Regions from separate parts of the Homo sapiens genome. Here region 2 is linked to region 1. A link is an interaction called in ENCODE POLR2A ChIA-PET data of the cell type or tissue named here. Cell type or tissue: CD4-positive, alpha-beta T cell. All regions are shown on one strand. Links, peaks and the distances in the headings refer to the core of each region. The heading gives the core; the rest is flanking DNA. Region 1 has its middle 29 kb from the start of KICS2. Region 2 overlaps C12orf56 (chromosome 12 open reading frame 56).

Region 1 (2,912 bases), core at 122-2,621:
TACGTGTGTGTGTGTGTTGGACCATATCCAAGAACGAAAGTGGCACACAAACTGAAATATGCTGAGATTGGTGTGTTGGAGCAAAAAAGATCATCTTGGCAATCTCAAGTCCTCATTCCTTCAGAGGATGACTATTATTAGCACTACTTAATATCTATTAAGCCCCAGCTGGGGCAACTTGTCAAAATGGGCAAGGAAGGAAGAGGGGAAAATGTATAATTTGTCCCAGGCATGGGCGCTCGGTGTGGGGAAAATGTCTTTTAAGATATTTTAAGTTATCTGTCAGAAGGTTTAGGAGGTTTCATATGATTTTCAGAGATCTCTCTGCCCCAGAGAGAAACTGATTCAATAAGCATCTATTCTGAGTTTGTTTGATGCTTAGGGTACAGAAAAATAAATAAAACTGGGTCTCTGTTGTCAAGAATTTACATTCTTTTCTAAATTATTTGAATACAACCTTCAAAATATTTCCCATATCATCTGTATAATAGTACTCAATACAGATTTACTCAATGTTTTTCTCAATATTTTCCTAATATTACTCAATAATTTCCCAATATGTGTACCTACCTTAGCCTTGTCATAAAGAATACCTGGGAAATCACAGATTTGGTGTTCTAGGTATATAGTTTTAAATTACCTGTGTGTGCTTTTTTTTTTTTTTTTTTTTTTTGAGGTGGAGTCTTGCTTTGTCACCCAGGCTGGGGTACAGTGACACAATCTTGGCTCACTGCAACCTCTGCCTCCCGGGTTCAAGTGATTCTCATGCCTCAGCCTCCCGAGTAGCTGGGATTACAGGCCTGTGCCACCACACCTGGCTAATTTTTGTATTTTGAGTAGAGATGGGGTTTCACCATGTTGGCCAGGCTGGTCTCGAACTCCTGACCTCAAGTGATCCGCCTGCCTCAGTCTCTCAAAGTGCTGGGATTATAGGCATGAGCTACCATGCCGGACCCATTTTTTTCTTTTCTTTTTCTTTCTTTTTTTTTTAGATGGCGTCTCACTCTGCTGCCCAGGCTGGCGTACGGTGGCACAATCTCAGCTTACTGCAGCAATTTCTTGGGCTCCAGCAATCCTCCCTAATTAGCCTCCTGAGTAGCTGGGACTACAAGCACATGCCACTGTGCTTGGCTAATTAAAAAAAAATTTTTTTTTGTAGAGATAAGGTATCACTATATTGCCCAGGCTGATCTTGAACTCCTGGGCTCAAGCGATCCTCCTGCCTCGGCCTCCTAAAAGTGTTGGAATTACAGGCATTAGCCACCACGCCTGGCTGTTATGTGCATATTTCTAATGTACTTTTAAAAATAAACATACACATTTTTTTAAATTTTTAAATGTTTTTATTTTATTTATTTTTTTTGAGACAGAGTCTCGCTTTGTCGCCCAGGCTGGAGTGCAGTGGCGTGATCTCGGCTCACTGCAAGCTCCACCTCCCGGGTTCATGCCATTCTCCTGCCTCAGCCTCCTGAGTAGTTGGGACTACAGGCACCTGCCACCATGCCTGGCTAATTTTTTGTATTTTTAGTAGAGACAGGGTTTCACCGTGTTAGCCAGGATGGTCTCGATCTCCTGACCTCATGATCCGCCCGCCTCGGCCTCCCAAAGTGCTGGAATTACAGGCGTGAGCCACTGCATCTGGCCTACAAAATTTTTTAAAATGTGTCTTCCTTGAATTACCTAAAGTCATCTTTGTAGTACTCTATGGGAATGACCATAATAAGGAATGCTCAAAGAAGACATCATACAAGGGACTGAGTAGCTTTACCTGTAGGTAAATGCAGGTCATCCTGACTGAGTACATCAAGGAGGCCTATTTAGAAGAGTTGGCATTTGAGGAGGTTTAAAAACATATGTAAGCCTGTAATATTTCAAAGAACTAAAGGAACAGGACAAAATGATAAGATTTGACAAAGCTTGGCGGTGAGTTCACAGGTGTCGCTTTTCTTCTTTGAATGCTTGAAATATTTCACAATAACAATAATAAAGTATCTCTAGGATTTGGAGAAGAGAAAAGCATTCTAAGTAGAAGAGAATGCTGGACACGGTGGCTCATGCCCGTAATCCCAGTACTCTGGGAGGCCAAGGAGGGTGGATCACGAGGTCAAGAGTTCGAGACCAGGCTGACCAACATGGTGAAACCCTGTCTCTACTAAAAATAAGAAAATTAGCTGGGCGTGGTGGCGTGAGCCTGTAATCCCAGCTATTCAGGAGGCTGAGGCAGGAGAATAGCTTGAACCTGGAGGTGGAGGTTGCAGTGAGCTGAGATCACACCATTGCATTCCAGCCTGGGTGACAGAGTGAGACTCTTTCAAAAAAAAAAGGAAGAGAAAGTATGAGTGCCAGGCACGGTGGCTCACACCTGTAATCCCGGCACTTTAGGAGGTCTAGGAGGGTGGATTGCTTGAGCTCAGGAGTTCGAGACCAGCCTGGGCATCAAAGTGAGACCCCCATCTCCACAAAAATACAGAAATTAGCCAGGCATGGCTAATTTCTGAGTAGCTGGGACCACAGGTATGAGGCTGAGGTGAGAGGATGGCTTGAGCCTGGGAAGCAGAGATTGCAGTGAGCCGAGATTGCACTATTGCACTACAGCCAGGGCAACAAAGCCAGACCGTGTCTCAAAAAAAAAAAAAAAAAAAGTCTGAGCAAAAGCACAGAATCCTGAAATTCAGGGCTGGGTATCTGGTCCTATTGAAGGTGAGTGCTGGAAAATAAGGCTGGAAAGGTAAGATAAAGTCATATCATGCAGGACCTAAGTGGTCCTAACTAACTGAGAGGGCTGTGGTGGTGGGGAATCCCTGGACATTTCTGATGAGTAAGATGATATGATCAGAGCAGTAAATTATAAATAGAACTCTAGGAGAAATTTACAGGACTGGGAGGGCCCAAAGTTGAAAGGATCTTATTAA
Region 2 (2,912 bases), core at 163-2,662, 130 kb before region 1:
AGCCTGGCCAACGTGGTGAAGACCCATCTCTACTAAAAATATAAAAATTGGCCAGGTACGGTGGCTCACTCCTGTAATCCCAGCACTTTGGGAAGCCGAGATGGGCGGATCACCTGAGGTTGGGAGTTTGAGACCAGCCTGACCAACATGGAGACACCCCGTCTCTACTAAAAATACAAAATCAGCCAAGCGTGGTGGCACATGCCTATAACGCCAGCTACTTGGGAGGCTGAGGCAGGAGAATAGCTTGAACCCGGGAGGCGGAGGTTGCGGTGAGCCAAGATTGCGCCATTGCACTCCAGCCTGTGCAACAAGAGTGGAACTCCGTCTCAAAAAAAAAAAAAAATATATATATATATAAAAATTAGCCAGCAGTGGTAGCACACACCTGTAAGCCCAGCTACTCAGGAGGCTGAGGTGGGAGAATCGCTTGAACCCGGGAGGCGGAAGTTGCAGTGAGCCAAGATTGCGCCATTGCACTCCAGCCTGGGCAACAGAGTGAGACTCTGTCTCAAAAAAATAAAAATTAAAAATTACAAAAAAGGTGGAAGAGAGGGGCAGAAGAAGAGTCGGTGGCCAACTGATGCAGCATGAGAAAGACTCGACTAGTCATTGCTAGTTTTGAAGGTGGAAGAAGGCCTTAGCCAAGGAATGTAGGGGGCCTGGAGAAGCTAGAAAAGGCAAGGAAATGGATTTTCCCCTAAAGCTTCCAGAAGGTCCTGCCAACACATTAATTTAATTTATTTATAGAGATGGGGTCTTGCCATGTTTCCCAGGCTGGTCTCAAACTCCTGTCCTCAAATGATCCTCCCACCTCGGGAGGATTCTAAAGTTGTAACTGCCCAATGGATTCACCTTGCCTGCTGCCTAGACAGAGCCAGTTTATCAAGACAGGGGAATCACAATAGAGAAAGAGTAATTTATGCAGAGCAGGCTGTGCAGGAGACTGGAGTTTTATTATTACTCAGATCAGGCTCCCCGAGCATTCAGGGATCAGAGTTTTTAAGGACAACTTGTAGGTGGGGGGAAGCCAGGGAGTCAGGAGTGGTGACTGGTTAGGCAGGAGATGAAATCATAGGGTATGGAAGCTGTCCTCTTGTACTGAGTCAGTTCCTGGGTGGGGGCCACAAGATCAGATGAGCCAGTTAATCGATCTGGGTGGTGCCAGCTGATTCATCAGGTTCAGGATCTGCAAAATATCTCAAGCACTGATCTTAGGAACAAATAAAGTCCTTTATGCCTCTGAGCCCCAGCTCTCCTTGTTCCATGTTAGGCCAGATTAACTCTAGTTCCTGACATATGTCACATTTATCTCAGGGGAAAAAAAGCCCTTACAAATAATACAGATAAAATTCTATTCCCTTCACAAAGGAAAAAAAATTAAAGGTAACAGCAACAAAATTTAGACAGTTAGACCAGAGTCTACACATGTTTGTTTTGAAGAAGGGTACAAGTGAGATTTCCCTTCCAGCAAAAATGAGCTTAAAGTGCACTTCACGATCTCAGTATGTGTTTGATGTGGTTCATTTTCTCAAAGAAAGGGTTTCCAAGTTACTTGGGCGGATATTTTATAAAAGGCTGACATTTCCTTAAAAGTTACTTTTGAAAGAGTTCTCTAGAGTTCTGCTCTTGGGTGCATCAAAATACCACTTAAGCCCTTCTAAGGTTAGACACTTTTTTTTTTTTTTTTTGAGCAGGAGTCTCGCTCTGTTGCCCAGGCTGGAGTGCGGTGGCAAGACCTGGGCTCACTGCAACTTCCACCTCCTGAGTTCAAGTGATTCTCTTGCCTCAGCCTCTCGGGTAGCTGGGATTACAGGCTCGCACCACCACACCCGGTTAATTTTTGTGTTTTTAGTAGAGACGGGGTTTCACCATGTTGGCCAGGCCAGTCTCGAAATCCTAACCTGAGGCGATCTGCCCACCTCGGCCTCCCAAAGTGCTGGGATTACAGGCATGAGCCACCGTGCCCAGCTGGTTACATTTTTAAGTGTGAGAACAAATACGCAGAGCAGTCTATGAATTTCCTACAGATCACTGTCCTTCAAATCCATCTCATCACCTACGGGAAAGAAAATCTGTCAACTCCAGCAGCCCTTGCCTCTCTTTCTCCTAGTCCTTTCACCCCTTTTGTGAATATCTGCTCTCTAGGTATCCTGGGCTCCATGAGGCCTCTTGAACTAGAACAAATGCACCTTTTACAGCCTGGCCTGCTTGCTTGCCATGAACAGTTTGTCCTCCTTCAAGGTGGTTGAAATAATCACATTTTTAATCACTAGTTTTATCCTTGGTGACATTATTGAACACCTACTACTTGCTATGCAGTCTAAAAAAGAATAATACATTCCTTTTCTAAAGGAGACAGTCACTGGAACATAATAGTTCAAAACAGTAGAATTTCCAATAGAGGTATTCCTAGGATGCTATGATACCACAAAATACTGTCTTCTGATTTTGCATGGAAAGAGGAAGGGGAGGTAAACAGAATAGATTAAGGAGGTGGAATAGCGTAAGTACCTAAGATCACAGGCTTTGAAGTCAGATTGCTTGTCTTCAAATCCGAGTCCTGCCACAACCTTAAAAAAAACTGCTTAGCTTCTCTCTGCCTCAGTTCCTTCATCTATGAAATGGAGAAAATAATAAGAACTACCTCTTAAGGTTGTTATGAAGATCAGTTGAGATCATTCATGTGATACATTTAGCACAGTGAATAGGTCAGAACAAGCAATCAATGCTAGTTGTTATTACTTTGCAGAAATATGAAGGACTCTTGAAGGATGAATGCTATTTTTCCAGGCATGCATTGTGAACCTATGTCTATTACAGCAGTTAGCTCACAGCCTTATACTTAGCTGGATTCATTTTTGTCTCCACACAATATCTTAGTCATCTTTGTAAACCAGGCCTGGCAAATA

Evidence for each region. Peaks named below come from ENCODE experiments on the same cell type or tissue, not always from the same donor. Only the 100,000 strongest peaks of a DNase experiment are listed, where the experiment ranks them.
Region 2: POLR2A ChIA-PET joins it to region 1 with 6 read pairs; 5 of 35 experiments call an interaction of 5 or more read pairs at or near these places.

The regions. Positions count from the first base shown.
Region 1 is chr12:64,249,734-64,252,645 of GRCh38, reverse strand. No RefSeq gene overlaps it. Among named protein-coding and RNA genes, the nearest start is that of KICS2, 29 kb to the right of the region's middle. In CD4-positive, alpha-beta T cell, for the core only: no CTCF peak of the experiment used is centred there; no DNase peak of the experiment used is centred there.
Region 2 is chr12:64,383,833-64,386,744 of GRCh38, reverse strand. All of the region lies in intron 1 of C12orf56 (chromosome 12 open reading frame 56), which reads left to right. Among named protein-coding and RNA genes, the nearest start is that of C12orf56, 5.5 kb to the left of the region's middle. In CD4-positive, alpha-beta T cell, for the core only: no CTCF peak of the experiment used is centred there; a DNase peak (open chromatin) is centred at 1,524; H3K27ac peaks cover 1,226 bases.